2 separate regions of the Homo sapiens genome follow, and region 1 is linked to region 2. A link is a loop called in an ENCODE intact Hi-C map of the cell type or tissue named here. Cell type or tissue: heart left ventricle. All regions are shown on one strand. Links, peaks and the distances in the headings refer to the core of each region. The heading gives the core; the rest is flanking DNA. Region 1 overlaps ZC3H8 (zinc finger CCCH-type containing 8). Region 2 overlaps FBLN7 (fibulin 7).

Region 1 (16,207 bases), core at 4,123-12,122, 97 kb before region 2:
TAAGAGGGACTTGGAAGTCTGCGAGGTACTGGGGTAGGGTTAGGGGAGCCCAATCATGGAGGAACTGGTAGGTGCCGAAATAAGGACTTTGGCTTTTACTCTGAATGAGACAAGAGACCATTGGAGGGTTTTTCAGCAGAGTGACATTTGAAATATTTTAGCAGGGTCATTCTAGTTGTGTTGAGAGTAGAATGTAGGGGTGCCAGAGCAGCTTGGATTGTTGTATTAGTGGCAAGAAGTGGTCAAACGTGGGTATGTTGAAGATAGAATAAACTGGATTTCCTCAGAGATTGGATGGGGATGTGAGAGAGGAATCAAGATTGACTTTAAGGTTTTGGTAGGGATCTTGAGAGGGATGGTGTTGCCGTTTTAGATAGCAAGAAGGATTAGGCTTCAGAGAGAAGAGCAAGAGTTCAGTGTTGGATGTTTTAAGATTACATATGTCTAGTAGATGTTCAGGTGGTTATGTTGACTAGGAAGTTAGCTCTGTTTGGATTTAAGAAGAGGGGTTTGGGTTAGAGACTTGGATATTGAAATCAACTACATACAGATGATATTCATAGTGATGATATAGAAAGGGATAGCCTGGAATGAGAATATAGATGAGAATATAGACAAAGAAGAGAAGAGGTGAGAACTGACTTTGAAAGTTGTGAAGATAAGGAACCAACAAAGGAGACTGAGAAGTAGTAGCTGTGGAAAGAAGAAACTAGAAGAGCCCACTATCTCTGAAGCTAAGTAAAGAACATGTTTTACAGAGAAGAGGTGGTCACCTCTGTCCTATCCTGCTCATAGGTCTAATATGGGTGCTGAGTATTGTAGACCTTCACAGTGAAAGTAGACATCTATTTAGAATGGGCAGTGTTGAATAACAGTGTGATTGTAGGGCACATACTTGGGAGCTTTGCCTGCCTGCTGGGGCTCAGATCTCAGCTCCACCATGTATTAGCTCTGTGACAAGTTACATATCCTTTCTGTGATTGTTTTCTCATCCGTAAAATGGGCTTTTAGTATGTATGTCATAACACTGTTGTTTGTGGTAAGTGTTACGTGTATGGAGCAGCATCTGGCACAGAGTAAGCATCATTCAAGTGTTGGCTGATGCTGTTACTGCTATTGAGGTCATTATTGTCATTATTCCTCTGCCTAAGGAGAGGTTGCCTCCTACTCCATGAGATGATTCATTACTGGAAACTATAGCTATAAAGATTCACAAGTATTGGGGTTTTTGGTTCTTGTAATGGTGGCTTCTGTAGCAGGCTCACAACTTAGTACCTCATCTGATGGATGTAACTCTGGAGCTCTGAGTCAGTGTAAACTGTTGAATTGGACAAAGCTGTGAAGCCTGAGCTCCTGTAACTTTGAAAGAACAGCCACGGAGCCACTGTTCACATTCTCCTTGTGCTGTCAGTGCTTTCCCTTTGTAACATGTTCTCTTGAGATGGGACACATTCCCCAATTCCTTGCCTTTATCTGGTGTGTAACTCATATTTTAATTCACAGCTTTTCCCAATCTTGTGTTCAATAGTCACCACTTACTAAGATAATATTTTCTTCAGCTCCCTATATTTCTAGTATCAACCATTATTCAGATACATCTATACATTTTATTGTCTTCTTTGTTCACCATGTTCTTATATTTCCCATCCCTCTTGGGTTCATATTTAGTTTTGCTGGAATAGCCTCAAGTAATTGTCTCAGACTGTTATATATATGCATGGTCAACTTCTCAGTCCTGTAAGTCTGAAAACAGTTTTTCTTTTTCATCTTTACACTTAAATGTGTTTGTCTCGCTCCTAATCTCAAAAGGCACTCTGCATTCTGCCTAAAATACCCTTCTCTCTCACATTCCTCTTTCCTCTTTTTTGGCTAACTCATAAGTATCATTTAGGCTCTGAATGCCTCTGATCCCCAAGTCTGGGTTGTGTTCCCCATATATGCCCCTATACTTACCATACCATATTGAAATAGCTTTATTTTTTTCTCCCAAGGAGATAGAAAGCTCTCAGAACACAGTGACAGGGTCTGTATTTTTCATTGTTGTAGTCCAGGGCCTAAGGCCCGGAGCCTCGTACATGGTGGGTACTTAGTAGTTGTTGAATTAATGGAATGATGGATGAATGAATGATTTATATAGCTGCTAATACTTGAACATTAAGGCTTTATAATCTAAAATTTTACAGGCTATTCATAAATATATATGGACATTTATTGGTCATCATAATTTTGTACATTTTCTGGAGTATTTGGTATAGAATTTGAATTTGTAATTTCTTTGAGGGTAAGTTGAAGACAAGCCAAAGCAGTGAATTGTAACGCTGTGGTATGAACACTTCAGGTTGAAAAAACTCTTTTGTGTTATTTGATATTTTTGCTACAGAATCGATGATGAAATAGATACAGAAGTTGAAGAAACACAAGAAGAGAAAATTAAACTGGAGTGCGAGCAAATTCCCAAAAAAGTAAGATTAAGTTGACCACTGTTTAAGTTGAAAACGCAGATTTTTTTTTCTCAGTTTCACATGGAACAACAAAAAAAGAAAAAACAGATGGAAATGGATATGAGAAATTAATGAAGGATCCTACTTGTCTCATTTTACCAGCATTTGGGACCCAGTTACTTATATCAAAGAAAACTGGTTATACTTTTTAAATAAATTATTATTTAATAACTTTATTGTCATTTAACATGACATATGTTTAATAATTGCATTTATTTCTATTTTTGTTATTTCTGAAATGGACTGTAAACAGTTTCAAAAGCTTCTTTCAAGTTGGGTTAACATTTTTGAGGGTTATGATTTGTTAACTTAACCAACCTTAGTGATTTATAGCTTAAAGCCCGTATTAGTTCATTAGGGCTGCCATAACAAAGTACCACAGACTGGGTGGCTTAAACAACAGAACTTGGCTGGGCGCGGTGGCTCACGCCTGTAGTCCCAGCACTTTGGGAGGCCGAGGTGGATGGATCATGAGGTCAGGAGTTTGAGACCAGCCTGGCCAATATGGTGAAACCCATCTCTACTAAAAATACAAAAAAATTTAGCCAGGCATGGTGGCATGCACCTGTAGTCCCAGCTACTAGGGAGGCTGAGGCAGAAGAATCACTTGAACCCAGGAGGTGGAGGTTGCAGTAAGCCAAAATCCCGCCACTGCACTCCAGCCTGGGCAACAAAGCGAGACTCCGAATCAAAACAAAAACAAAAACAAAAAAAACCCCAGAACTTTATTGTCTCAAGGTTCTGGAGGCTGGAGGTCCCAGCACAAGGTGTTGGCAGGGTTGGTTCCTTCTGAGGCTGTGGGGAAGAATCTATTCATTCATCTCCCCTAGCTCCTGATGGAATGCTGGCAATCTTTGGTGATGGCTTGCAAAAGTATCATCCTGATTTCTGCCTTCATATTCACATGGTGTTCTCCCTGTATGCCTGTGTCTGAATTGTCTGAATTTCCTTTTTTTGAGACAGAGTCTTGCTCTGTCACCCAGGTTGGAGTGCAGTGGCACAATCTCTGCTCACTGCAACCTCCTTCTGGACTCAAGCAATTCTCAGCCTCCCAAGTAGCTGGGATTACAGGTGTGCACCACCACGCCCAGCTAATTTTTGTGTTTTTTGTAGAGAAAAAATATACATGGGGTTTCGCCATGTTGCCCAGGCTGGTCTCGAACTCCTGGGGTCAAGCGATCTGACCGCCTCGGCCTCCCAAAGTGCTGGGATTACAGGCCTGAGCGACTGTGCCCGGCTGAATTTTCCTTTTTTATAAGGAAATCAGTCACTGGACTAGGGCCCACCCTAATGACCTAATCTTAATTAATTACACTTGCAATGACCCTATTTCCAAAAAAGGTCACATTCTGAGGTATTAGGGGTTAGTAGTTCATTATAAGAATTTTGGGAGGGTGCAGTTCAACCCATAACAAAGGTAATGTATATTCCTATCTTGCCCTTCTTTTCTGTTTTTGAACATGGAGAAACGCCATCTCTACTAAAAATACAAAATTAGCCAAGCATGGTGGCAGGCACCTGTAATCCCAGCTACTCAGGGAGCTGAGGCAGGAGAATCGCTTAAACCCGGGAGGCAGAGGTTGCGGTGAGCCGATATCATGCCATTGCACTCCAGCCTGGGCAACAAGAGCAAAATTCCATCTCAAAAAAAAAATGAGTTTTAACACACTATAGAAGAATGGGTTAAATTGTCACTGAGACTTATAAGACAGAAATAGACTTTAATAGTGTATCTTTTACTTAGCTTTCTTGCTTGCTTGCTTTTTCTTTTTCTTTCTTTCTTTTTTTCCTTTTCTTTTTCTTTTTCTTTCTTTTCTTTCTTTCTTTCTTTTCTTTCTGTCTCTGTTGCCCAGGCTGGAGTGTGGTAGCATGATCTTGGCTCACTGCAACCTCCTTCTCCTGGGTTCGAGCAGTTTTCCCACCTCAGCCTCCCGAGTAGCTGGGACTACAGGCACACGCCACCACACCTGGCTAATTGTTGTATTTTTAGCAGAGACAGGGTTTCATCATGTTGCCCAGGCTGGTCTCAAACTCCAGAGCTCAAGTGATCTGCCAGCCTCGGCCTCCCGAAGTGCTAGGATTATAGGTGTGAGCCACCATGCCCAGCCTCCTTAGTTTTATAAAAGAATACAGGACAGATGATAAAGCAGGTACAGTATCTTCATCTTCTTGGAAGCCTCTCAGCTACCCAAGTAAGCAACTTCTTTTCCCCTTTGGGGCCTATGTGGCTTCCAAAGATGAGAGCCAAGGTTGACGACAAGAAATTGCAACTTCAACTTCCCACAAGTTTTTTATACTGCTTGAGTCACATAGGCCTCAGTCTTTTATGCCCACTTTTAGCTCCTCCAGACTTCGTATTATATATTATAACCTTCCACAGCAGACAGGCAGAAACAACATTCTACAACTGTCTTACATAGTTTCTGCAAAACAGTACTGTGAGAAGATGGACTCCTAGGTTATTCTCAACCAGGCTTGCTTCAGTGCAGCCTCTTCACTCACAAGTATGTAAAAGGTGAATACATTATCAAATAAATATCACAGCTAATTAATTAATTAACTTATTTATTTTTGAGACAGAGTCTCACTCTGTTGCACAGGCTGCAGTAAAGTGGCAAAATCTTGGCTCACTGCAACCTCCACCTCCCAGGTTCAAGCAATTCTCCTGCCTCAGCCTCCCGAGTAGTTGGGAATACAGGTGCCTGTCACCCACCTTGCCTGGCTAATTTTTGTATTTTTAGTAGAGATGGGTTTTTGCCATGTTGGCCAGGCTGGTCTCGAACTCCTGAGCTCAAGTGATTGGCCCGCCTCAGCCTCCCAAACTGCTGGGATTACAGGTGTGAGCCACCATGGCTGGCTATAGCTTATTTAAAAGAGAATACCCAGGTAAACACTTTGCAAGTTAAGAAAGAGCATTACCTCAGATTTTGAGGGTTTGATTTCATACCACCACAATAAAACAAATATTGCAGTAAAGCTAGGCACAAGAATGTTTTGGTTTCCCAGTGCATATAAAAGTTACATTTATACTATACAGTACTCTGTTAGGTGTCCAATACCATTATATTTTAGAAAACAGTATATATCTTAATTAAAAATTCTTTGTTGCTAAAAAATGTTAACAGTCAGCGAGTCATCTTTTTGATGGCAGAGGGTCTTGCCTCAGTGTTGATAGCTGCTGAGGGTGGTGACTGCTAAACACTGAGGTGGCTCTGGCAATTTCTTAAAATAGGACAGCAGTAAAGTTTGTCACCTCAATTGACTTCTCCTTTTACAAAATATTTCTCTGTAGTATGTGATGCTGTTTGATAGCATTTTACCCACAGTAAAAATTTCAAAATTGGAGTCAATCCTCTCAACCCCTGCCACTGCTTTATCAACTAGGTTTATATAATATTCTAAATCTGTTGTCATTTCAACAATGTTCATAGCATCTTCACCAGAAATAGATTGCATCTCAAGAAACCACATTGTTCACTTGTAAGAAGCAGCTCCTCATCTGTTCAAGTTTGATCATGAAGTTGCAGCAATTCAGTCACGTCTTCATTCTCCACTTCTAATTCTAGTTCTCTTGCTTTTCCACCACACCTGCAATTACTTCGTCTACTGAAGTCTTGAACTCCTCAAAGTCATCCCTGAGGGTTGCAATCACCTTCTTTCAAACTCCTGTTATTGTTGATATTTGACCTTCTGCCATGAATCACGAATGTTCTTAATGTCAGCTAAAATGGTGAATCCTTTCTAGGTTTTCAATTTACTCTGCCCAGATCCATCAGAGAAATCACTTTCTATGGCTACTATAACCTTAAAAAGTGTATTTTGTATTTATTTCTTAAATAAGACTTGAAAGTCAATTATTCCGTGATCCATAAGCTGCAGAATGGTTGTTGTGTTTGTGGACATGAAAACATTCATCTCCATCAGAGCTCTTGGGTGACTGGGTGCATTGTCAATGAGCAGTAGTATTTTGAAAAGGATATTTTTTCTGAGCAGTAGGTCTCAACAGTGGGCTTAAAATAGTCAGTAAACCATGCTGTAAACAGATATACTGCCATCTGGGCTCTGTTGCTCCATATATAGAGCACAGGCAGAGTATATTTAGCATAATTCTTAAGGGCCCTAGAATTTTCAGACTGGTAAATGAGCATTGGTTTCAACTTAAAGTCACCAGCTGCATTAGCTCCTAACAAGAGTTAGCCTATCTTTTTGAAGCCTTTTAAAGTATTTTATTTGTATAAATTTACGGGGTGCAAGTGCAATTTTGTTACATGCATAGATTGTAGTGGTGAAGTCAGGGTATTCTTTGAAGTGAGGTATTGACTTCTCTCTAGTTATGAAAGTCCCAAGTGGCATCTTTTTCCAACATAAGGCTGTTTCATTTACATTGAAAATCTGTTGTTTAGTGTGGCCACCTTCATCAATGATCTTAGCTAGATCTTCTGGATAATTTGCAGCTTTTACATCAGCACTTGTTGCTTCATCATGCACATTGCTTTTTGAGATGGAGTCTTGCTCTGTCACCCAGGCTGGAGTGCATTGGCATTACCTTGGCTCACTGCATCGTCTGCCTCCTGGGTTCAAGCGATTCTCCTGCTTCAGCCTCCTGAGTAGCTGGGACTACGGGTGTGCACCATCACACCCAGTTAATTTTTGTATTTTTAGTAGAGACGGGGTTTCACTATGTTGGCTAGGCTGGTCTTGAACCCCTGGCCTCAAGTGATCTGCCCGCCTCGGCCTCCCAAAGTGCTGGGATTATAAGCGTGAGCCACCGCGCCTGGCCTGTCATGCACTTTTTATGTGATGGAGACATCGTCTATCCATAAACCTCAAGAACCAACCTCTGCTAACTTCAGACTTTCCTTCTGCAGCTTCCTCACCTTTTTCCACCTTCATAGAATTGAAGAGAGTTAGGGCCTTGCCCTGGATTAGGCTTTGGCTTAAGGGAATGTTATGACTGGTTTGATCTTCTATCCAGACCAATACAATTTCTCTGTATCAGCAATAAGGCTGTTTTGTGTTCATATCATTAGTGTGTTCACTGGAGTAGCACTTTTACTTTCCTTCAGGAACCTTCCCTTTGCATTCACAAGTTGGCTATTTGGCTTACGAGGCCTAGCTTTCAGCTTGTCTTGACTTTTGACATGCCTTCCTCACTAAGCTTAATCATTTCTAGCTTTTGATTTCAGTAGAGACATATGATTCTTCCTTTCCCTTGAACACTTAGAAGCCATTGTAGGGTTATTAATTAGTCTAATTTCAGTATCTTAGTGTCTCAGGGAATAGGGAAGCCTGAGGGGAGAGGGAGGGAGAGAGACAGGAGAATGGCTGGTTGGTGGAGCAGTCAGAACACATGCAACATTTATCGATTAAGTTCGCCATCTTATGTGGGCATGGTTCATGGCACCCCCTCAAAAATTACAATAGTAACGTCAAAGACCACTGATCACAGATCGCTATAACAGATGTATTGCGAGAATTACCAAAATGTGACACAGAGACACAGAGTGAACACATGCTTTTCAAAAAATGGTGCCAATAGACTTGTTTGATGCAGGGTTGCCACAGACCTTCAATCTGTAAAAGAAATGTGTTATTTGTGACACACAGTAAAATGAAGGACATCAAATAAGGTATGCCTATAACTTTCTTTGTAGATATCTCACATCTTATATACCTTTTGTTATATTTATTGCTAAGTGTTTAATGAAACTATTGTGAATAATTTTTTTTAAGTATCATTTTCTAGCTGTTGGTTTCTCATTGGTTGGCATACACCCATATGTAGGGATGCATGGAAGACAGATTTTTGAGTTCTTGTTAACATTTCTGAAAATATCTTGAATTTACCTCATTGTTGATAGTTTGGCTGAAATAGAATTAAGTTTGAGGTTACTGCTCCATTGTCTTCTACTATCCAGTGTTACAAAGGTGAAATTTACCAATTTCATTCTAATATCTTTGTAAGTATCCTGTTTTCTCTGGAAGCTTTAAGGCTCTTCTCTTCATTCTTGGCATTCTTAATTCTATGCGATTGTGAATCTTTTTTCATTCATTCTGCTTAGTGCTATTGTGGTGAGATTATTTATTCATATCCTTTTATATGAGACATATCTCTTATTTTTTATCTTTTTTCTTTATATCCCAAGATATTTCCTCTGTTTCTATTTATCATTATTTCATAAATTACAATTTAACTAAGATCTTATTCTTGTTTTGATAGCTTTCTAACATTGTTTTTGAATATATTTTTTAATATCTTTGTGTATTTTTAAATTTTCGAGTTCTTTTTCTCAAATGATAGTTGCTTCTTCTGGATCTGTTTTTCAGTTATTTTCTTGCTTTTTTGTTATGTTCTGGAGATCAGGGATCAGTAAGCATTTTCTATAAAGGACAAGACAATAAATATTTTAGGTTTTTAAGGCAAGAAGCAAAATTGAGGATGTTATGTACGTATTTATATAATGAAGGAGAGAAAACAAGTTTCCACAACACAGCCTTTGACTGATAGACTTCAGTACATAATAATAATTGTTTTTTAATACGATTCTAATGAGAAGAATGGGATTCTTCTTTGTGAGGTAATTATTTGCTTAATTGGGGTTCAAAGTTACTGTTCCTTATCAAAATTGATTGCAAAGATTCATCTGTTAAGCTGATATATAATAAGACTTTATTTCATCTCTGAAAATGTCTTTTCGCTACAGATGGATATTGCCCAATACTGATATCAGTTCACCAGAATATGATCTTAATTGAGCATATACATTGCCTGGAAGACATTTATGGAACTTTGTTCGATTCTTCTCTTAGATTTGTCTTTTAGCATGTTACTACATTGCAGATGAGTCACTGCCAATCAAAGGTTAGGCGGAAGCTCCTCAGTTGCATAGTTAAATGGATTTTGAAGCACTTAAAGTCTGAAAAAACACTTCTGGAACTGTTTGAGTGTGCAAAATATATCTGCTGCAAATTAATGTAGGTATGGAGATCTTGTTCCTATTTTAACTTTGAACAGCACAGTGATACCAAGCAGTGTCAGTAACACCTGTGAACTCATTAAAAGCCAAGGAAAACCACTGGAAAGTATTTACCTGGTTTTAAATTGTCTGATGAAGCTCCAGTTTCCTCATATCTTTGAGCAGCTGTTCTTGCCAAAAGGCCACTTGTCTTAAGAACTTTATTTTCTCTGGACAGATTTCTTTGCTGTAATCAATCATGATTTAATTAACTCATTATAAGCTTTCTTTGGCTACAAATGAAACTTACTTTGATTATAGTCTTGTTTTTGTTTTATTTTTGGAAAGATCTGTGGATGTGATCATTTATTTTAAATTGTCTAATTTTAAAAAAGAATAATTTTAATCAGAAGAGAGCTGGAGTAAAATTTTCTAATTTTTCTGTTACTCTCTTGTGAGTTGGGAATATTGTGGTGAATGCTTAATACTGTAATGTCAACATACATTGTTTTCTTTTAGCACTACTGTAGTATTGTTACATAATAACCACAGTGATTTGCCGTCTGACTTGACAGTATAATAATCCACAATTCACTGCGCCTTTAAATACTTGACATTTGAAGTTTGCTTTTTGTGTTTTGATGTGGTAAGTATGCTCTGGAAAAAAAATTAAATAGCATGAGGTACTCAATGAAGCACTCAAAATGTTGTCAATTTATAACTGAGCATCTCTACGAAGTGATGAGAATGCCATGAAGGTCTCTTGCAGCTACTCAGCTCTGCTGTTGTAGCAAAGAAGCAGGCCATATAATATATAAATGAATGAGTATGCCTATGTTCCAATAAAATTGTATTTATGGACTCTGAAATTTAAATTTTATATAGTTTTCAAGTGTCATGAAATATTCTTTTGATTTCTTTTGTTTCAACCATGAAAAAATATGTAAAGTTCATTCTTAGCTTGTGGGTGCTTACAAACACAGGTGGCAGAGCGGATTTTGCCCTTGGGTTGTAGTTCACTGACTCCAGCTCTAGATTTTTGTCACATGCTTTTGTATTCCTTTGTTGTCCATTCATTTAAGAAAGGCCCAGAGAGTTAATAGATGTCCTCTGCTGATGTGTTGGTAAGTCTGTGTCTCTAAAGGCCTTTTCTCTAAATAGGAAGCCTGACTGGGTGGTGAGTGAGTAGGCTGTGTGGATAGGAGGTTTTCCAGCAGTGTAACAATTCTCAGTCCACTTTGTGCCATGCACCCCCTTTAGCAGTCTGGTGAAGCCTATGGACCCCTTTTCAAGTTTTTTAAGTGTATAAAATAAAATGTTTGATTACAAAGGAAATTGATTTGATTGAAATACAGTTTATCAAAATATTAAAAACAAATGCTATAGAGTAATATGTTCTTTATTAATACACTGAATATTAAGACCTAGCAGAGCAGTTAGTCTGATTCTAATTTTGCAGTGGTCATGAACATAAAAGGTATTTTGAGATCTGCAACAACTATAATGTGATACATGAAAATATCTGTGATTTGTGTTAGTGACAGTCACAGGCACTGCTGATACTGCTATATTTTGTTTCCTATGTTCAAAACGGAATAACATATTTGAACATACTTCCTTTGTTCAAATACCAAATGTCAATTTGGAGGTTGATGAAAATAATATGTGGTTTTCTTCTCATTCAAGTTCACTGAATTTTCTGAATTCAAGTTCACTGAATTTTCTGAATTCAATCCATAGGCCCTTGAGGGGGGGGTCTCTGGACAGCAGGGTGAGAACCCCTGCTTTATGGTGAGTAGGATGGAGTATTTTTCTAGTAGGGGTTGCTCCCAAATGCCAGCCCATGGAAGATTTAGTACCTCCATGTGGGTGGTCGTAGTACCCACATCTTAGCTTTTACCAGACATTCTATTCCATTTCTTTGGATAACAGCCTTCTCTTTTTTTCCTAGGGAAAGTACCTGGGTGGTTGTGTTCTGGAGAGGGAGAGGGCAGAGAGAATTTGTTGTAACAGCTTTGTCTGTTTTTTGTAGAATTTTAATTCATTCTCATTTATAGCCCCATTTCTCACACTGTACCTAAGCCCACCCTTTAGAGCATAACTTCCTTTTTGTCTATCAGAAATTTGACTCTTAATTCCTGATGAATGCACTTCATGCCTCCCATACACACACACACACACACACAAAACACAACACACATACACACGCGCACACACACACACACACACACACACACACACACTGTTACCTGTACTTTAATTTTGGAGGTTTCTGGAGGCCATACTAGTTCAGTAAACCATCTTGAATAAAAAAAGTTATTTAGACTCTTACAAAAGGAGAAAGGGGATGTAATCATGTTCGTATGCTTTTTAAATTATACAAAAAACAACAAACTGAAGCAATGAGTTTATAGCTAGCTAAGTGAAGAAAAGTATTCAATTATTTGTATTTTATATATTTCAATGCCCTCTGAAAAGAATCATTAGTAATATTTATCCCTACTGTATAATAAAACAGCAAAATTGATGATTGTCCTGGCTTTATTAATGTTGCCAGATTGTTTCATGTCTTCATTTAATGTAAGTCCAACGTATTATTACTTGTCGTAAAAGGAGTCTGCTTCAATACTGTAGGCCTATGTGTTTTGTGCAGACAGAGGGAACTTAATCACTCATTTGGATCATTTTAATATTTTGATTCAGATGCACTGAAGAAAATCTCACCTCTATGTATTTGATTAAGCTAAACTTCATAGGAGCTGCTGCATACTGAATAATCTTTTTGGTTCCCCCATGCCTACTAAATAAAATTAAAGGCCAAAACCAAGGTAAACATAATCTATCACAGGAGTCGGCCAACCTTTTCATAAAGGATCAGTTAGTGAATCTTTTCACCTTTGTAGGCCATGTTGTCTCTGTCACAACTAAGACAATATGTAAATGAATGGATGTAATTGGTGTTACAGTAAAACTGTATTTACAGAAACAGGTGGTGAAGCTGAAAATTTGCCAACCCCTGATCTATCAGTCCAGAAGTTACATTTACAAGTTTATTCTATGGTGTTAATGGGGAAAAGGCACTCTTTCTTGAAGACCTAGAGACAAGAAGTTTGGTGGCCTGAAGATAATTGGTTGATAGTCTTGTCTGGTGTAGGGAAGATAAGGTATAATTGAGGCCATTGTCAGATCAAGAAACTTCCTCAGCTTGTTTGGATTCTTTAAGCAGGGAGCAAGTTCATTTTCTAGGCTTATAATCAATCCTCTGGTGGAACAACTCCTAACTTTGAAGTTAACCATCAGAAGTAAACTGTTGCCGGGCATGGTGGCTCATGGCTGTAATCCTAGCACTTTGGGAGGCCGAGGCAGGCGGATCACTTGAGGTCAGCAGTTCAGGACCAGCCTGGCCAATAGGGTGAAACCCTGTCTCTATCAAAAATACAAAAATTAGCTGAGCATGGTGGTGCATGCCTGTAGTCCCAGCTACTCGGGAGGCTGAGGCAAGGGAATCGCTTGAGCCTGGGAGGCAGAGGTTGCAGTGAGCCAAGATCGTGCCACTGCACTCCAGCCTGGGCAATAGAGTGAGAATCCATCAAAAAAAAAAAAAAAAAAAAAAAAAGTAAACTGTTAAATTGGGCCACCTAATATATTTTATAATAGCGATTCTTCTGTTTTGTTTTTTGTCTGTTTGTTTTGAGTTTGCTTCTTAGTTATCATGTGAAAGCAAATAAGAGACCAGGCCCCAAAGTATGCTTTGAAACAAAATCATTATCCACTGTAATGATAGGCATGCCATTTCTTCGTGACATCAGAATAGGAGCCCTTTGATACTTGGTCATTTTTTAAAAATAAACTTTCTGATTAAAATGTGTCATACATACTAATTATAATGATACAGTTTAATATACCTGTGTCACCAAGTGTAGAAACACATGTAACCAATACCTGAAAATTTTTATGCAGAAATTGCTTTAAGTCATTGCTGTCATCAGCCTGGGCTCCTCTAGGATTAGCTCCCATGCCTGGGTTCTTCACCCTTGCCTTGGGCACGTGCAACAACAGAGTTAGGAAACTCTTTCTGCAAGTAAAGTTAACTTGATTACAGAGAATAGGGTAGTTCTTTATTCCTTGTCATCATTGCTGCTACCACTTCTGTGAGTTATAGGAGAAAGACTAGACTTTGGTAGCTTAGATGTATCTTAAGTGTAAGTGGGTTTTCATATGGACCATTACAGTTTACTTGGGGTGTTTTACAAAATGATAAATTATTGAAGACATTTAAAAGTACTGTCAATGCAAAGGCAGAAATGTAATGTGTGAACTGTAATACTGTAATCCTCTCATATCAAATAATTAAGATTTAGGGGTTTAGACTTTTAATTCAGTCAAAGGCACACAATGTACAAATTTAGAATTTTCCCTCAAATCATCTTTAAGGATAGATATGTCATAGTGGTTTGTTAGTTTGTTTTTAATTCTGGAAATTTTTTCTTTTTTTTAATTCTGGAAATTTTCAAATATATGAGTGGAGAGAATAGTATATGAATCCCATGTACCTATTACCCACCTTCAACAATGACCAGTTTATAGCCAATCTTGTTTCTTCTGTATAGCCAGATTGTTTTGAATCATGCTAGGTTTTTAAAATTGAAGTTTTAATTTTTACTTAGTTTAGACACTCTGCAATATCACCAAAAAGTTCGCTGCATAGAAAATCAAGAAGTAAGGACTATGATGTATATAGTGATAATGATATCTGCAGTCAGGAATCAGAAGATAATTTTGCCAAAGAGCTTCAACAGTACATACAAGCCAGAGAAATGGCAAATGCTGCTCAACCTGAAGAATCTACAAAGAAAGAAGGAGTAAAAGATACCCCACAGGGTAAGAGTCAAACTATTTTATCATTTAAAGTTTATCTAGAGAAGCAGTCACAGTTGTCCATATACGGACAGAGGATTTTTCTTTGCACTTTATCTTATGATAAGACTATGGTTTTCATGAATATTTATACCAGACATGAGCTTGCATGGCCAGAGACCCCATCTGAGACCTGGCCACTTGGTGCATTAAATGCTTAGTTTGTAGAGGGAGCTGGAGGATGGAGGTGGGTTATCAAAGGCCCTGACTATTTCTAAAGGGAGAATGCTAAAGCCCTGGCCTCTGCATGTGTGAAGGATAGGATATGCCTGCTTGTATTGCTGTCATTTAAAGAGGATTGACTGGAATGGTTGTATGTCAGACTGTAACTCAGAAATATATTCTTCTAGATTACTAAAATGAGATTTAGCCATAAATATGAGGGCAAATGGCAATTATAAATGAAATTTTTGGCCAGGCATGGTGGCTCACGCCTGTAATCCCAGCACTTTGGAAGGCCGAGGCTGGTGGATCACTTGAGGTCAGGAGTTCGAGACCAGCCTGGCCAACATGGTGAAACCTAAAAATAAAAAAAAGTATCAGGGTATGGTGGCACATGCCTGTAATCCCAGCTACCCTGGAGGCTGAGGCACGAGAATCACTTGAGCCTAGGAGGCAGAGGTTGCAGTGAGCCGAGATCACACAGTGCACTCCAACCTGGACAACAGAGCGAGACTCTGTCTCAAAAAAAAAAAAAAATTAAAATTTTAATGCTGTCATTTTTTTGTTGTTTTCTTTACTTAAAATGGATCTGTATTGCTTGAGCCCAGGAGTTCGAGGCTCCAGTAGACTATGATTATGCCATTGCAGGATAGATGGATAAATGCGTGCACGGATAGATAAATAAATAAAAACTTGATCTATTTAAAATGTTTTCAGTGAAAAATCTGACAGTAATTTATGAGGTCATTGTAAACACTTAAAGTTTTACTGTTGCAGTTCCTAATTAGATCCATCATACTCTGAACACTTCAAAAGGATCTGCCTTAGAACTTATAAGACTGATTTTATTATCTTGCTTTTTTCTTGACAATACCTTATATATTTTTAAAAACAATGAATGGGGAATCCAGGATGTATTATCATAATTCTCTTTTTGGTCCCTTAGTCCCAGAGCTTCTAGGAAAACTGATCACTATCATGCCAGTTTTCACTTATTGAGCCTTAGAGAACTTTCCTCAATTATTGTAAATCATACTTCTTTTTTCCATTTGTTTTGCGACAGGTTCTCACTCTGTTGCCCAGGCTGGAGTGCAGCAGTGCAGTCATAGCTCACTGTAACCTTGAACACCTTGGCTCAAGCAATCCTCCTGCCTTAGCCTATAGTCCCAGAGTAGCTGGACTACAGGCGTGCACCACCACACCCAGCTATGTTTTTGTAGAGACAAGATCTCTAGGCTGCCTAGGCTGGCCTTGAACACTTAGGCTGGCCTTGAACTCCTAGCTTTGAGCAGTCCTCCTGCCTCAGCCTCCCAAAGAGCTGGGATTACAGACATGAGCCACTGCACCTGGCCCCGTACTTCTTAAAAGTAAACTGCTATTGTAACTTTATGTCATTTTTTAAATTAATTTTTTGTTTTTAGCTGCTAAACAAAAAAATAAAAATCTTAAAGCTGGTCACAAGAATGGCAAACAGAAGAAAATGAAGCGAAAATGGCCTGGCCCTGGAAACAAAGGATCAAATGCTTTGCTGAGGAACAGCGGCTCACAGGAAGAGGTATTGGAATATATGCTTCTAGGAATACCTGACCCCTGCATGCTTTTGGACTTGATCTTATACTTCAGTGACAAGAAGTGCTATGTGATATGGAGAGGTGGAAGCATCCCACAGAA
Region 2 (16,207 bases), core at 3,943-11,942:
GAGGGGCCTGAGACCCCAGTGCCCCCTTTTTCCAAGCTGAGAAAGCTTTATCATTTTGCTTGATCATAAAAAGAAAGCATAATCTCTGCAAAACAATTCAAAATACAGAAAAATGCATTCAAACAAAGAACAAGTCCCACAACCAGAGACAACCACTGTTAACTTTTCGTTGGGTTTCAAGTCTTGGGTTAGACACAGGTGCTCCCTTGCACAGACGTCACCATGCAGCCCCACAGGATGCAGGCTCTATGTCAGCTCTTTCCCCTCAACACTGGCTGTGGCATCATTTTCATGTTAACGAGCAGAGCAACCGGCCTGTCTCTGAGTCTCAATTCTCATTCCTCAATGCACTCTTTTCAGTCTGGGCAGGGGGCTCCTTGCCCACAGCCACAGTTGTCTGCCATTCCCCTCCCAAACCCACCACCCTCCCCTGCTCTGAGCCATGCATGGAAGCAGGCCATTTCCTTCCATGCACATGTGGTCCTTGCTGAGGTCAGGCCAAGGGTGCTGTGAGGGGCTATGGGATGGACAGGAAGCCGGCCGGACCCTCAAGGGCTGTCCACCTGCTGCTCAGTGAAGGGCTGGCTTTTGGGTGAGGCTTTCCCATCTCAGGGTTCCAGGTCCCAACAGTGAAAAGCAACCCCAGGCTCCGCACAGCCCTCGAAGCTGACCTCCCACTCTCCAAGGTGGGAGTGGGTGAAGGTCAGATCCAGACAGGGCAGCAAGGGGAGGCCCCTGCACACCAGGAAGGACAGAGCGTGTTCCAGAGGCCGTCCCCTCGAAGCTGAGGAAGCTGCCATGTCTGGGTCCTCACTTTCCCAGGCCTCTTCCAGGGCTCTTGAGGCGCCCCGTTTTAAATCTTTTTCTTAGAGAGATCCCCTCAAATGGTATAAATTTTCATCCCTTCAAAACCAGTCGTGGCCCAACTTATGTCATTGACAATAAATAATGACGAATAGTTTCCATTTCTTTGAATTAATAACTTCTTTGAAATGGAACTAAGAGGAGACATGCAGTGAAACCTTCCATCTTTGAGTAGAAAAATATCAAGGTTTACCGTTTCTGTTATGAAACTCTTTAAAGGGGTGAGTACTTCATCTAACTTGACACCAATGGCAATGTTTGCAGAGAACCAGTTAGAGAAGGAACAACAGATGTCACCCCATCCAGGTTTTTCCAAGCTGGAGTAGAGGTGGCATGGATGGTTCTGGAAGACGCAGACCAGTGCTGAGAGCTGGGCGAGGGGAGGAGCTGGTTTTAAGGCTCTTGGAAGCAAGAAGGCCCATGGAACGCTCCATCCACCCCTGCCCTTCTCCGGGAATTCTTGTCCATCTCCCCTCCAGCCCCTTCTCGCACAGTGTTTACTCCGGCGGGTCCACGGAAGATTCCTCAGAGATCACCAGGCTCCCTTCCTCTGAGAACCAACTACCACTTGCAGGATGGCTGGGCCTCCAGAGACATTTCGTACCCCCAGACCCTACCTCCTGGTCCAAGGGTGGACACAGCCAAAGATGGGTGTGTGTCCCCCGGCTCACCCGGTCCCCTGCCAGCAGGCCTGACCCCTCTCATCCCATCCAGGCCCCCATGCTGTTTGGGCTCACTCCGAACCTGCTCTGAAGGCAACAGAGGGTACAGAGAAGCTTCAGGAGTATGTACGGAAACATGGGGACTGGTCCCTGGGGCTTCTGTTCTCCTGTAACCTGGCTCGATGGTCTTCCTCACAGTGACAGTCTTGGTACAGTGACACCTTTTGAGAGCCTCTTTGGTGACAATAGAGCTCCAAGACCTCCGATGGCCACGGATGACCCCTAGACTTGGAGGGGCCGTCTCCCACGCTGGTTTCTCCCAAGCCACAGCTATGCGTCACGTCAGCATTTTGTTAATGGGAACACAGATGTTTTGATGCCTTAGGTCTCTGAAAGGACCGAGCAACTTACCAAATGTGAGCCTGCTGGCCAAGGCTCGGAGTCTTCAGCGTCTGAGTCATGTCGAATTCGTGAATGTGCTCTCTACAGAACTTATTTTTATTTTTCAACTGAGCCAGAGGCGGGTTATAAATCCTCGACTACTCTTCATGCCAGAGACCTCTGCTCAGCACCCACATATATGAGGAGAGAAAGTGGGTGCTTCTGGAGGAAGTGAGAGAATTTCACTTGGGGAGTTGCCTGAGGCCTTTGGATTAGTCAGAACTCTCTACAGAAACAGAAGCAATAAGAAAGAGATATATATTATATATACACACACATGCATACGTATACATATGTAATATTGTAATATATAACATACTTATTAATATATGGAGAGAGAAAGAGAGATTTTAAGGGATTGTCACGCAGTTGTGGGGGCTGGCAAGTCCAATTTTAAGGAATTTTAAGGAACTGTCGAGCAGTTATGGGGGCTGGCAAGTCCAACCTCCGCAGGGCAGGAGCAGGCTGGAGACCCAGGGCCAGTTGCAGGTGATGCTGCAGCTCAAGGTCAAAGGCAGAAGGCAGTGTGGAGGCCCAACTCCCTCCTCAGGGGACCTCAGTCTTTTGCATGAGGGCCACCCACACTAGGAGGCGAATCGGCTTTTCTCAAAGGCTGCTGATTTAAATGCTAGTCGTATCTAAACAATCGCTTCTCAGCAACATCTGGACTGGTGTTTGAGCAAATATCTGGAAACCATGTCTTAACTAAATTGACACATAAAATTAACCACCCCAGCCCTCCAGCTGGAGCCTCCCTTTGGGGCTCTGCACCCCAGGATGCTCAGGGTACTTTGAGTTTGAACCCTGCTGGCTGCCTGTAACTCTACATTTACACTCCATGCGCAATTCCAGTCTGGTTTTTAAAACAGCCACAGGAGCGATGACAAAAACAGCGGGTGCCCAGAGCCGGCACTGCGGCCACACTTCACACAGGAACCCATGACAGCGCAGGACGTGGCACCATTACAACACCCACTTGGCAGGGGCGGAAGCCGCATAGGTCTCTGAGCCACGGTGGCCTATCCAGGATTTAAAACCCAGTGTGCCTTCTCCAGCCGCTGGTGTGACAAGATGGCCGGACTCACCTTAGAGAGGGGTGCACAGAGAACCTTCGTGAGTCCTGCCTCATTCATCCTCTCACTTCACAGCATCCCCTTGAAAGTACACTAGATGCCCATTTGAATGAACAAACGAGTGAACGAGTGAATGAGGAGTGAAGGAATGGCGTCAGTATGAGCCAAAGACAATCTCTTGCTCATCTTACCACCAAACTCACTTTCCCCATTTCACCTGCTTGCTGCCCAGCTAACCTTTGTCCAGAGGCCATCTGCACCTGTGGATTGGGTTGTGCCTTTCACAGCCTCGGTATTATCTTCAGCAAGTCTCTGAGGTCCCCAATGCCCAAGCCAAGCAAGGAGCTTGGGGTCCACACACATGGCATCCAGCAGCTGCAATCCCCTCCTAGGTACACAAGCCGGGTATATGAGCCTTCTCCTCACATCTCACAACCTGAGAGCCTCCTACCAGCAAAAATGGCAGCACATTTTGTCTATTTCCTTTTGGGATTTAACACAATATGAATATAGAAGGGAGAGAAAGTTTAGTAGATAAAAAGGAATCAAAGAAGGCAGCAATGAAAAACTAATACATTCTGTCAGCTCCATGGTGAGGAGTTTCCCTTTATTCTCAGCGGCGAGGAGACTTGTGGGATGTAGGCAGGGGCGTGATGCAGCCTGGCCTCTGACCTCTGTCTTTGGGAAATACAGATTTTACGAAAGCAAGTGAGGATGCAGGGAGGGGAGATGTGACAGGACTGCCGTGGTACAGGAGAGGATAATTTCTGTTGCACCACTGCCAACCCACTCAGAAACACTTGGGATTTTCCCCTAGAGAGAGTAGGAAAATCAGAAAACACACCCCACTTTTTATTTAGCCATCATCACCATTCATGTTAGTTATTCCAAGAATAAAGACTCCAAGACCCCGGACCCTGACAATGTACTCAGGCACACCGCCATCATTTGACCCTTCCCTTCCCGTTTGCCCACGGAATCCAGCGGAATCCGTTCTGCCAGTGGAATCCAGGCCCTCTTACCATGAACCTCCCCAGGCTACACCCACCTTGGGGCCTTTGCACCGGCTGGGCCCTCTGCCTGGAGAATCTGCCCCCAGGTCCTCTAGAGTGGAGTCCTCTAGAGTTGTCTTTCCACTTCGACTTAGAAGTCCCCTCCTTAGAGAGTTCCCTACCTGCTTGCTTAACCTGGAGTAGCTCGTGGCCACCCTCCAATGCAGCACCCCGCTTAGGCAATCGTTGGCCCTCTGATACTTTTCTAATTTGTCTGGTTTTTCTCTTCCTGCTTGGTGAGCTAAGTGGCAGTGGGGACTGTGTCAGCTGCATCTTTCTCTCTCCTGTCACGTATTTAGCATTTGTTATGGACCTGGTCTTTGAATATTATTCATTTTCTTCAACTATGACCCCATGAGATGGGAATGTCTATTATCTCCACTGTTCAGAGGAAGAAACTGATTCACAAGGGGCAGGAACTTGCCCCAGATCAGTCAACCAGGAAGGATCCGAGCCAAGATCAAGCCAGGCCTGGGAGTCTTCACCACGTGCTACGCTGCCTCAGGCCTCCCAGAACAGCATTTTTCCTGTGCTAGCCTCTCAGGACATAGTTGTGGAATGAGCACATTATCTTACTAGTTAGATTCTTTTTGTCATGCAATCAGAGAAAAGGCCTAAATTGCAGGAGGACTGAGGTGATACTGACCCGTTCAGGAGATACTAACATGTTTGTATGTTTTTACACTACAGTCTGATGCTTCTCTGGATGCATTTTTTTTTTCTTCTGGTACAGCAGAGACCCCTGTCTTGGAGCTCAGTGGTCCTCTGTTTTTGTTCAAATCAGCCCGGGAGTCATCTGATGCTCTCAGCTCCCCAGGGGCAGTTGAGGCTTTCTGGACAATGCAACCAGTTGCTGGTCTTGCTCTCTGACCCCAGCCCCTCCTTCAGAGATGGGGTGAGCATGGGAAAGGGCTGCTCCAGAGCTCATAACCCCCTCCCCTTCCATCTAAGGTCCAGAGGGAACTAATCTCCAGCAGACGGGGAAACGTCTCAGATAGTGGCCAACCAGATGGCAAGAACGGGGCCAAGGGTGGCTCGGGGACTTTCCAGTTCCCTCCCAGTCACCACCAATATCCCCCATGCCTCTGGTCTTTGATGTGAACAACTGTCATGTCTCAATCTTAGTACTTAGGCACCCAGCCCCACGCTGAGTTCCTTGGGTCTCACTTCCCATCGAGGCTGCCTCCTTTGAGAGATTCTGGTGTCCAGAGAGGAACACATTTTCCTATATACAGGAGGAGAGATGATTACTTCCTTGAGATACACATTTTACTTACTTGAGTTACAAATTGTACTTGAGACTTGTGCAAATGGATGGGTTTGGGTCCAGTCAAATTATGGGTGCTTATTTTTTCTTTAACAAAAATGTGTGTCGTGTCCTTATTTTAGGTTTCAGGCAGTTACTGAAGAGCATGGAAAGTCCTGGCAGGGAGTTTGAAAGGATAAAGAAAGTTCAACCCACCCTGGGAGTCTTCTCTGGAGCCCCAGGGCTGCACAAACCCTTGCCCCTATGGGTCAGGGGAGAGTGGCCAGCACAGTCAGGCCTTTGTCAACAGCTGTGCCCAAACAATGGACCCTGATCCTGGCACCGCTGGCTGAGAGGCAGGTCTGAGCCAGCATATGGAGGGAGGGCTGGTACCCAAAGGGAAGGGGAGCAGCTTCAAAGGCATCTGGCTCGATCTGCCTGCAATCAAGTCTAGTGCCAAATAGGATTCCCCAGGGTGAGCAGACCTGGGAGGACATCCGTTCCTGATTGAAAGACTCCAGGCTAGCCCAAGAAACCACTGAACTGGCTGGCCACGTCTCCTTTCCCAGCGGGCCATGGTGTGGATCAGGCCCTTTACACTCACTGCCCAATGCCCCCAGGGCCAGAAATGACCCCAAGGGAGCAAGGGGACTTCCATTCTCCTCTGCAATCAGGGCTGCCCTTGACAGGATGTAGATCTCATTCTTGAATGTGCCAGGGAGAAGTGGAGGCTGCTAGAGAAAGCAGAAGATGCCAGGAGAACCTCCCCATCACCACCCTGCCCTGATTCCACCCATTTGTCTAAACACAGGTGCCTGTGGGAGTAAGTCTTTGCGTCACTATGATGGAGGATTTGCAAAAATCACCCCAGGTCTTCCTCCCTGTGCCAACGCCATATGCAAGGAGACTCTGCTCTCTTTTCATCAAAAAGGAAGTCTGTTTTCCCACCTTTCATATCTGGGCTGGACTTGTGGCTTGCTTTGGCCAACAGGATGCAGTGGAAGTCATGCTCCAGTTCCAAGCCTGGGTCTCAAGAAGTCTGTGAGCTTCTGCTCAGTCTTGGTGCTCTACAACCACCATCACCACCACCACAACCACCATGAGAAAAGCCCCAGCTAGCCTCCTGGAGGATGAGAGGCCTCACGGAGCAGAGCCTGCATGCACCAGATGAACTGCCCTAGACCAACCAGCCCCAGCTAGCTTGGCAGCTGACTACAGACAAACGAGCAAGGCCAGTCCAGATGAGCTGAGTCTGGCCCTGACTAGCACAGCAGACCAGCTGAGCTTGGCTCAAATTGCTACCCTGGCCTGCCAACTTCAGATCCAGAGCTTCTCTCTTAAAATCAAAGCAAGATCACTGTCTGTTTTGTTCCCAGTGCCTGGGCCATTGTAGGCACCAAATATCTGTTTTATGAAATACCTCATTTTAGATAGCGGTATTTATCTCAGATCAATAGATCTGAATGATTCACAAGCCCCTGCTGTTTCAGCTCATCTTCATGCATTAGTATTAAAATCTCTACTTCAGGGTTAGTGAACACTCCTGGTGCTAGGATGAGGGCAGATACCCCTGTCAATCATGGTGTCCTTTCATGCCAAGCTCTAGAGTGACTGAGGAGCCATCTCAACCTGGACTCTAGGCAGTCCCAGGCAATCAATCCGAATCGGCAGCTAAATTGACACTGATGGGCTGACTTCCCAGGCCATACTAGGCCGGAAAGGAGCAAGCTTTTGTTTTCATTTTTCCACCCTTCAGCTCATTTTTTTTTTCTCAGACCAAGAAATAAGTCTCAAGTCCTGCTCCAGCGCGAGGTCTTGATTTTCGCTGGGAAGTCAGTGGGGAGGAGAGCTGGCGGGCAGTGAGTCGGAGAGAGCGCGGGTCAGCTTTCCTCCTCTCACTTCCTCCTCTGGCCTTGCTCCCAACTGTAGGATTCAGCCACCACTCTTTTTGGCCACAGCAGACCCCCCACCTACGACCCGGGATCATGATGCTACTGTTGGCTGCTTAAAAGTTTCCGTGTAGAAAAAGTGTGATATCTACTGTAGGCAAGTGATTTGACAAGTCCAGCAATAATGAGTTAAAAATCATTTTCCTAAGGATGGGTTCAAAAAAATAAGGGAGTAAGCCAAAGAAAGAGGAAGACATGTGATCTCGAAAATGTAGACTCCAGCTCAGGATAGCAGAGAGACTCTCTCCCAAAGCCCCTGTGTAGCCGCAGGGCCACGAGCCCAGGGAGGGCAGCAGCAAGGCGGGAGCCAAATGCAGAGAGGCCGGGGGAGTCTGGGCTCCAGGGACAAGCAGCCCTGGCAGAACACTGACTGGGAAGGAGATCCTGGAAACAATTGTGCTTGTGTAGACGGCAGACTGAGGCAAAAGGGAATAAACTCTAGGAAAATTAAAAAGTTACACAAGAAAGGAAATTAATCATAGGGGACTACTTGGCTCTGTAGTGGATTATGGAACAAAGCACTTATCTGTCATTATAGGAGATCAATTGTGTAGAAATGCGGAGTGGTCCCCAGAGTATTTAGAAGTAGGTGCCTCAAGAGAGAGGTGCTATGGACCAATTTCTTGAAAGATACAAACTACCAAAACTCACCCCAGGGAAGAAAAATTGCCAACCTAAATAGCTCTGTATCTAAGAAATTGAATTCATAGTTAAAACTTTCCAGAAGTCTCCAGGCCCACATGGTTTCATTGGTAAATTCTACCAGACATTTCAGGAACTGGCACCAATTCTACACCATCTCTTCCAGAAGACAGAAAATCCACCTTATTAACAGACTAAAGAAAAAACACAGGACCATATCAAGTGAAGTAGAAAAAAAGCATGTGAAAAAATTCAATGTCCATTCATAATAAGTATTGTATCAAACTAGGACAAGAAGGAAATCTTAGCCAGACAAATAACACCTACAAAAAACCTACAGCCAGAACCATACTCAATGTTGAAAAAACGAATCCTTTCTTCCTAAGTTCTAGAACAAGGCAAGAATGTTCGCTCTCCTGTTAAAAACTGTACTTGAAATTTTAGTCCATGTAATAAGGCTAAATACATAAATAAATGACACATACATTAAAAAGGAAGAAGTAAAACTGCTCTAATACATAGATGACATGATTGTCCATGTAAAAAAACCCCTGGAAATGTATTTTTTAAAATTCCCTATAAATAATGATCGAGTTCCACAGGGTCACAAGATACAAGGTCAACGCAGAAAAGCCCATTGGATTTCTCCATACTAGGGATATCCACTTGGAAATGAATTTAAAAAAAAAAAAAAAAAAGCTTCAAAAATGAAATAATTAGGTATAAGTCTAACACACAGCATGTTTGTGTTGAAAACTAAAAATATATATATACTGATGAAAGAAACCAAAGAATATCTAAATAAGTAGAAAGACATTTTGTGTTCACAGATTGGAAGACTCAGTACATTTAAGATGCCAATTCTCCTCTAATTGATCTATAGATTTAATGCAATCCCAATACAAATTCCAGTAGTTTCTGGTTGCTGTTGTTGTTTTTGAGACAGAGTTTTGCTCTTGTTGCCCAGGCTGGAGTGCCATGGTGTGATCTCAGCTTGTGGCTCACTGCAATCTCTGCCTCCCGGGTTCAAGCAATTCTCCTGCCTCAGCCTCCTGAGTAGCTGGGATTACAGGCATGTGCCACCACGCCTGGTTAATTATGCATTTTTAGTACAGACGGGGTTTCACCATGTTTGCCAGGCTGGTCTCGGACTCCTGACCTCAGGTGGTCTGCCCACCTTGCCCTCCCAAAGTGCTGGGATTACAGGCGTGAGCCACAGTGCCCGGCCCAGTAGAATTTCTTATAGGCATAGACAACTGATTCTGAAATGTTAATGAAAAGGCAAAGAAACTAGAATAGCCAAAGGGATTTTGAAAAGGAATAATAAAGTTGGAGGACCCACTTTACTCAATTTTAACACTTACTGTAAAGCTACGGTAATCAAGATAAGTGTGTTATTGGCAGAAATTTCTCCATACATGTATGATGAACGATTTTTGACAAAGTTGCTAAGGCAAGTGTGTGAATCAGCAGTCTTTCAACAACAAATGGTATTGGAACAATTGGATATCCACATGAAAAATTGGCCCTCAAGATGAATCTCACACCTCATTTTTAAAAAGTAACTCAACATGGGTCATAATAAAAATGTAAAACTATAAAAATTTTAGAAGAAAATTTTCATGACCTGAGGTTAGGCCAAGAGTGCTTAGACTTGACACCCAAAACACAATCCATTAAAATAAAAAATTGATAAACTAAAGTTCATTAAAATTTAAAATTTTGATCTGCAAAAGTCATTGTTAAGCTACAAACTGAGAGAAAATATTTATAACTCACATATCCAAAAAAGGCTTTGTATTTAGAATATATAAAGAGCGCTCAAAATTTATTAAAAACAATCAGGATTTGCCTGTAATCCCAAATACTCCAGAGGCTGAGGCAGGAGGGTCACTCGAGCCCAGTAATTCCATGGCTGGCCTGGGCAACATAGAAAGACCCCATCTCAAAAAAATAAAAAGAAAGAAAAAGAAACAAACAATCAATTTTTTAAATGGGCAGAAGGCTCGAACAGACGTTTTGCCCAATAGACTATTTGGCAAATAATCACATGAAGAGATGTCCAATGTCATTAGTCATTAGGGAAATGGAAATTAAAACCGCAATGAGATACCACTGCATGCTTACTAGAATGACTTGGAGAAAAACAAATCAACCCGAGAACTCTAAGTTCTGGTAAGGATGCAGTGTAGTGAGGTCTTTCATAAATGTAAAGCGGTAAAACTAATACAGAATATAGTTGGGCAGTTTCTTACGAAGTTAAACACACATTTACCATATGACCCAACAATCCCACTCCCAGGTATTTGCCCATAAGAAATGAAAATACATTCACATGAAAAGCATATTTTGAATGCTTATACCAGCTGTATTCACAATTGCCCAAAACTGGAATGACACCACGGTGGTTGTTGTTCAGTGGGTGAACCGATAAACAGTAGAGGCCAGGCACGGTGGCTCACGCCTGTAATCCCAACACTTTGGGAGGCCGAGGCGGGTGGATCACAAGGTCAAGAGATAGAGACCATCCTGGCTAACAAGGTGAAACCCCGTCTCTACTAAAAATACAAAAATTAGCTGGGCGTGGTGGCGGGAGCCTGTAATCCCAGCTACTCACGGAAGGCTGAGGCAGGAGAATCGCTTGAACCCGGGAGGCGGAGGTGGCAGTGAGCCAAGATCACGCCACTGCACTCCAGCCTGAGTGACAGAGCAAGACTCCGTCTCAAAAAAAAAAAAAAAAAAAGAAAAGAAAACAAAAACAAAAACAAAAGCAAAAACAAAAAGGAACCTGTAGCTTGGGTGATTCTTAGATGCATTATACGAAGTTAATTTTCTTATTTAGAATCAAAAAAGTGCAGCTTGCTGCCAGTGCTCATTTAATTTTACAGAAACATGCTTTTTGAAGCTGAAGCAAATCTGAATGATTTTCAATGTGAAAATAAAATATAAAAACTGTTCTTGTAGTTATTTCAAAGCAGAACTAACATCAGAATTGTCTGAATCATTAAAATCGTCTATTTGGGAAAAATCGGATGCATCAATTGAATCTTCGGCCAACAACTGTTCCAGAGCGATGTTAATATCACGCGTAGGAGAGCTATATTTCTAGGATTTGACATTTTCAGCGATCAAGAATTACTATATTTTGTAAATGGAAATACCACTACTAAGAACAGAATGCTATAAATAGAATGATGTCTGTTATTTCCAAAGTTGATATACTAAGCAATGTGAAAATAATAAAAGATATTTTGTGACAAAGTTATCTCGGGGTAAATGCTGCAGCCACAAGCACTGCCCAACACATATTCTCAGAGCAAATGAGATTAAAGAAACTAAACCCAAAAGGCCATGTACTCTTTTCCATTTATATGACATTGTGGAGGCCGGGTGCAGTGACTCACAGCTATAATCCCAGCACTTTACGAGGCTGAGATGGGAGGATTGCTTGAGCCCAGGAGTTCGAGACCAGCCTAGGCAACATGGCAAAACCCTGTCTCTAAAACAAAATAAAATAAAAAATTGTATGACATGATGGAGAAGACAAAATTGTAACGATAAAGAATAGATAAGGGCTGCCAAGGCTGGGGTGGGTAGTAGGTGTGACTTCAAAGAGCAGCATGATGTAGTTTTGGGGGCGGTGGAACTGTTCTGTACCCTGATTGTGGTGGTGGTTGCCACACATAGAATATAGTTCCATGGTTAAAATCATGAAATTATACATGAACAACATTTATTTTTATTTAATTATAAAAAGCAATGTATCAAATGGGAGGAGGCAACTAAAAGAATGAACCTCTCATGGTGGAATTTGGAGACCTGTGACATCTGATCACAGGGAGAGGGTCAGGGAGGGAAGCCTGCTTAAACACCATAGCAGCTCCCCACACAGGCGAGGAGGTGGCCGGGAGCCCGCATCCCCTGCCCGCCCAGAGCCACTGTGGGCTGAAGGTGAAGTGCGAGATGATGGTTAGATATTTGTTCTGATCTCCCCAATGAGGTGTTTCTCTTCCAGTGGGAAGGCCACAGGGTGGGCACAGTGTCCAGAAAGGGCTCCTGCTCTCTGCACACCCCATACTTCTCAGCCTCCCTTCCTTCCCCATGACCACCTGCTCTTCATCAGCCAGTGACAAAAACCTGCAAAGTGACTTGGGACAGATGCGCTGACAAGAGGGACACAGTGGATAGCCACAGAGGAGAGCAGGAGAGAGATGAGACTCCATCCCCGCAGGACCACTGCTCTGGACCCTGCAGCACACAGCCTCCCCTCCCCTGTAACACATACACAATCACAGAGACACAATCACCAACACACAAAGACATGTGCATACCCAATCACACACACAGCACAGATATGCACACACACATACACTTACCATCACACATACAATCACTCACGCAGACAGATGCACACACAACCACAGGTACCAATGCAAAAAAGGTGTGTACACACAACCACACACAGAGACACATACATCTATTGACACACACACACACAAACACACACATACGCTCATGATATTACTCTTGCGCTGTCTCCTAAAACGCAAAGCAAGCACATTTGCCAGCAAACGGGAACCCCAGACAGGGTTGTGGCCCACCCCCATGAGGAGCACCGCAGTCTCCATCTAGAGCTCCTTGGAGTTGCTGTGTCAATGGGCCTTGGTCGAGGAAGCCTGTCCTCAGTGCCTCCCACCTGACCCATCTCATCTCCTCCATGGCAAGATATGATCCTGTGGGCACAGCTCATTCTCCAAACTTGCTGAGTCTCCACCAACCAATGGCTCTTACTGGTGGGTTCAGGAGTCCCAGGGCTCACACTGCTTTAAGGCCAGGTGGGTCCCTGCCCCTGGAGCCCTATAGTGGGAATACAGACAATAAACTTGAAACCTACCAAAATATATCATTACAAATGATGATCGGTACTACGCCAGAGCCCTTCAGGGGACCCAAACAGGAAATACAGGGGCAGAGAGAGGACTTGTTTAGAGTAGAGAGAGTTCTGGAAGGCCTCTGCAGAGGATTACTTATTTGAGCAGAGACCCAAAACGTGGAAGGAGTCAGGTAATGCTTGTTCCAGCATGCACCAGGCCCTGGGGCCTCCTTTACAATTCACCCTTTACGCTTGCCCGGACAGGGTTGAGGGTGGAGAAGGGGAGACCCCTGGCCACATAGGACTGTGGGTGAAAGAGAGTCTCACTAGAATTTTTAAATGACCATCTATGGGCAATCTCTTTTGTTCCCTTTCCCCTCACAAAGCACCTAAGACAGGTGTTTTGCAGCTCAAGACAGTAAGGTTTAGAGGATAAGAAACTTGAGAAAGACTGGATGTGGCGGGACAGGGATTGGACCCAGAAGTTCCGGGTACAGAGTCTGGGTGAGCTCACTTTGCCTCTGCAGCAGCTGCAAACATATGACAAGTGCTTCGGTCTCACCTGGTTTCTAGGTAACCTCAGGAGACAGGTGTTTACCTCATTCCCCGAGCAGCAAAAGTCACACAATGGCAGGGCCTGGTTCTCACGCATCTCATCACACATCCTGTCCACGCTGCCTCCTTGGAGCCTAGGCTGGGGAGCCGCCTTAGGGATGTACCCACCTATGCTTCTGGCATTGGGCTCAAGGTCTGAGGTGGGGTTTTACTTTGTTCTGTAACCTGCAAAGTTGATAGGAGACCCCATTGCTCTGTTGGGTGGGTTTAGCGTGGCCCCAAACTGGGCCTCTGCTGCCTGGTCACTGAGTATCTCCCTGTGGTGCCCCCTCACTACCTTCTGCACTAACATCACCACGTCTCGTCTGAGCCAAATTCTGCCTGCCTGGAATCCCTTCCTGCACCGTAGGGGCCTCTAGGTGGCCATGGGCATGCCTGCCTGGCCCAGGAAGTCAGTCTCTGGCCAGGGAGTATGGGCAAGTGTCTGCAGGCAAGGAAGAAATCTTGGAGCCCAACAAGAGAGACTGGGTTTATTCCGCTCATTTCTGGTTGTGTGACCTTGAATACATCTCATCCTCCCTGGGCCTCACTTTCATCATCTGCAAAATGGGGGTAACAGTCCCCACTTCACAGGGTAGCTCCGGGAATGAAGTGACTGGAAGATGCCCTGCAGGGAGCCTGAGGCGCACCAGGCACTCCGTGTGCAGGCTCTCCGCTGCCCACCGCTGTTGGTATTGTGCAGGTAGCGGGGTCGGCAGTCCATGGCCGGGCCCCTCACCCTGGCTTGCCAGGGCTACTCTGCTGGATGTGGGTCCCGGACTCGGCAATTCAAGTTCTCGCCTTAATTTTAAAAATCAGTTGCTAATGGTTAACATAAAAGCGAATCTGGTCAAGTATTAAACAAATAAATCCGGTGAGATTCGAACAAATGCCAACGGCAAGAACAGAAAAATTAAACAGCAAGCCGCCTGTATATGTGTTTAAGAAAATGTAGTCGCACATCCAGGGCCTCGCCGGCTCGGGAAGGGACCGCTTCGGAAACCTCCCGGGCCACCTCTGCCTGGGAAATGCCACAAACTGCTGAGAAAGTCCCGTGAGTGTTCTGATACTTCGGTTGGAAATTTAAATGTCGGAGTTTGGAGGGCGGGGACGTTCTCTAAGCTAATTAGGTGACCTGGAGCTCTCATGGAGACCCAGGAAAGACCAATGTCTCATAGCTCCCTGAGAAATCTTCTTCCTCCCGGCGGTGCTCACGTGGAGTCCTCGCCCACAATGGACCGACGCTTTCGCAGCCCAGCCCGGGTCCTCCCAGGGGCCCGGCCAGCGATGCATCTGAGGTGACAGGTGGGGGACCCTGCACCTCTCTCTGAAAACTGAACCCCAGCCCAGGCATCGCTCCGAGCTCTCAACCCAGGCATCCGAGTGGAAAGTGGCAAGCCCGGGTCCCCCAGCCTTGGTGCTGCCTCCCCTGCGCGCGGGACAGGGGAGAGAGGAAGGAGGGATGCTGGCCTGGAGAGAGGCAGGAGGGACACTGACCTGGAGAGAGGCGGGAGGGACACTGACCTGGAGAGAGGCGGGAGGGACACTGGCGTGGAGAGAGGCGCGCGGGACAGGGGAGAGAGGCGGGAGGGACACTGGCCTGGAGAGAGGCGGGAGGGACGCTGGCCTGGAGAGAGGCGGGAGGGACACTGGCGTGGAGAGAGGCGGGAGGGACACTGGCGTGGAGAGAGGCGGGAGGGACGCTGGCGTGGAGAGAGGCGGGAGGGACGCTGGCGTGGAGAGAGGCGGGAGGGACGCTGGCCTGGAGAGAGGCGGGAGGGACGCTGACCTGGAGAGAGGCGGGAGGGACGCTGGCCTGGAGAGAGGCGGGAGGGACACTGGCGTGGAGAGAGGCGGGAGGGACACTGGCATGGAGAGAGGCGCGCGGGACAGGGGAGAGAGGCGGGAGGGACACTGGCCTGGAGAGAGGCGGGAGGGACACTGGCGTGGAGAGAGGCGGGAGGGACACTGGCCTGGAGAGAGGCGGGAGGGACACTGGCCTGGAGAGAGGCGGGAGGGACACTGGCGTGGAGAGAGGCGGGAGGGACACTGACCTGGAGAGAGGCGGGAGGGACACTGGCGTGGAGAGAGGCGGGAGGGACGCTGGCCTGGAGAGAGGCGGGAGGGACGCTGACCTGGAGAGAGGCGGGAGGGACGCTGGCCTGGAGAGAGGCGGGAGGGACACTAGCCTGGAGAGAGGCGGGAGGGACACTGGCGTGGAGAGAGGCGGGAGGGACGCTGGCCTGGAGAGAGGCGGGAGGGACGCTGACCTGGAGAGAGGCGGGAGGGACGCTGGCCTGGAGAGAGGCGGGAGGGACACTAGCCTGGAGAGAGGCGGGAGGGACACTGACCTGGAGAGAGGCGTGAGGGACACTGGCCTGGAGAGAGGCGGGAGGGACACTGGCCTGGAGAGAGGCGGGAGGGACACTGACCTGGAGAGAGGCGGGAGGGACACTGGCGTGGAGAGAGGCGGGAGGGACGCTGGCCTGGAGAGAGGCGGGAGGGACGCTGACCTGGAGAGAGGCGGGAGGGACGCTGGCCTGGAGAGAGGCGGGAGGGACACTGACCTGGAGAGAGGCGTGAAGGACACTGGCCTGGAGAGAGGCGGGAGGGACACTGGCCTGGAGAGAGGCGGGAGGGACACTGGCGTGGAGAGAGGCGGGAGGGACACTGGCTGGCCTGGAGAGAGGCGGGAGGGACACTGGCCTGGAGAGAGGCGGGAGGGACGCTGACCTGGAGAGAGGCGGGAGGGACGCTGGCCTGGAGAGAGGCGGGAGGGACGCTGACCTGGAGAGAGGCGGGAGGGACGCT

The links. Peaks named below come from ENCODE experiments on the same cell type or tissue, not always from the same donor. Only the 100,000 strongest peaks of a DNase experiment are listed, where the experiment ranks them.
Region 1: a loop joins it to region 2, with 2.0 times the contacts of the local background. A loop is called at or near these places in 5 of 110 quality-filtered maps.

What each region holds. Positions count from the first base shown.
Region 1 is chr2:112,236,446-112,252,652 of GRCh38, reverse strand. ZC3H8 (zinc finger CCCH-type containing 8) reads left to right here. Exons shown (of 9, transcript NM_032494.3): 2 at 2,381-2,462; 3 at 14,125-14,338; 4 at 15,958-16,091. It also overlaps a transcript of FBLN7 not described here. Among named protein-coding and RNA genes, the nearest start is that of ZC3H8, 10 kb to the left of the region's middle. In heart left ventricle, for the core only: no CTCF peak of the experiment used is centred there; no DNase peak of the experiment used is centred there.
Region 2 is chr2:112,138,989-112,155,195 of GRCh38, reverse strand. The region is part of intron 1 of FBLN7 (fibulin 7); the gene reads right to left. Among named protein-coding and RNA genes, the nearest start is that of FBLN7, 8.7 kb to the right of the region's middle. RefSeq lists an enhancer at 14,281-14,994. In heart left ventricle, for the core only: no CTCF peak of the experiment used is centred there; a DNase peak (open chromatin) is centred at 7,574; H3K27ac peaks cover 2,835 bases.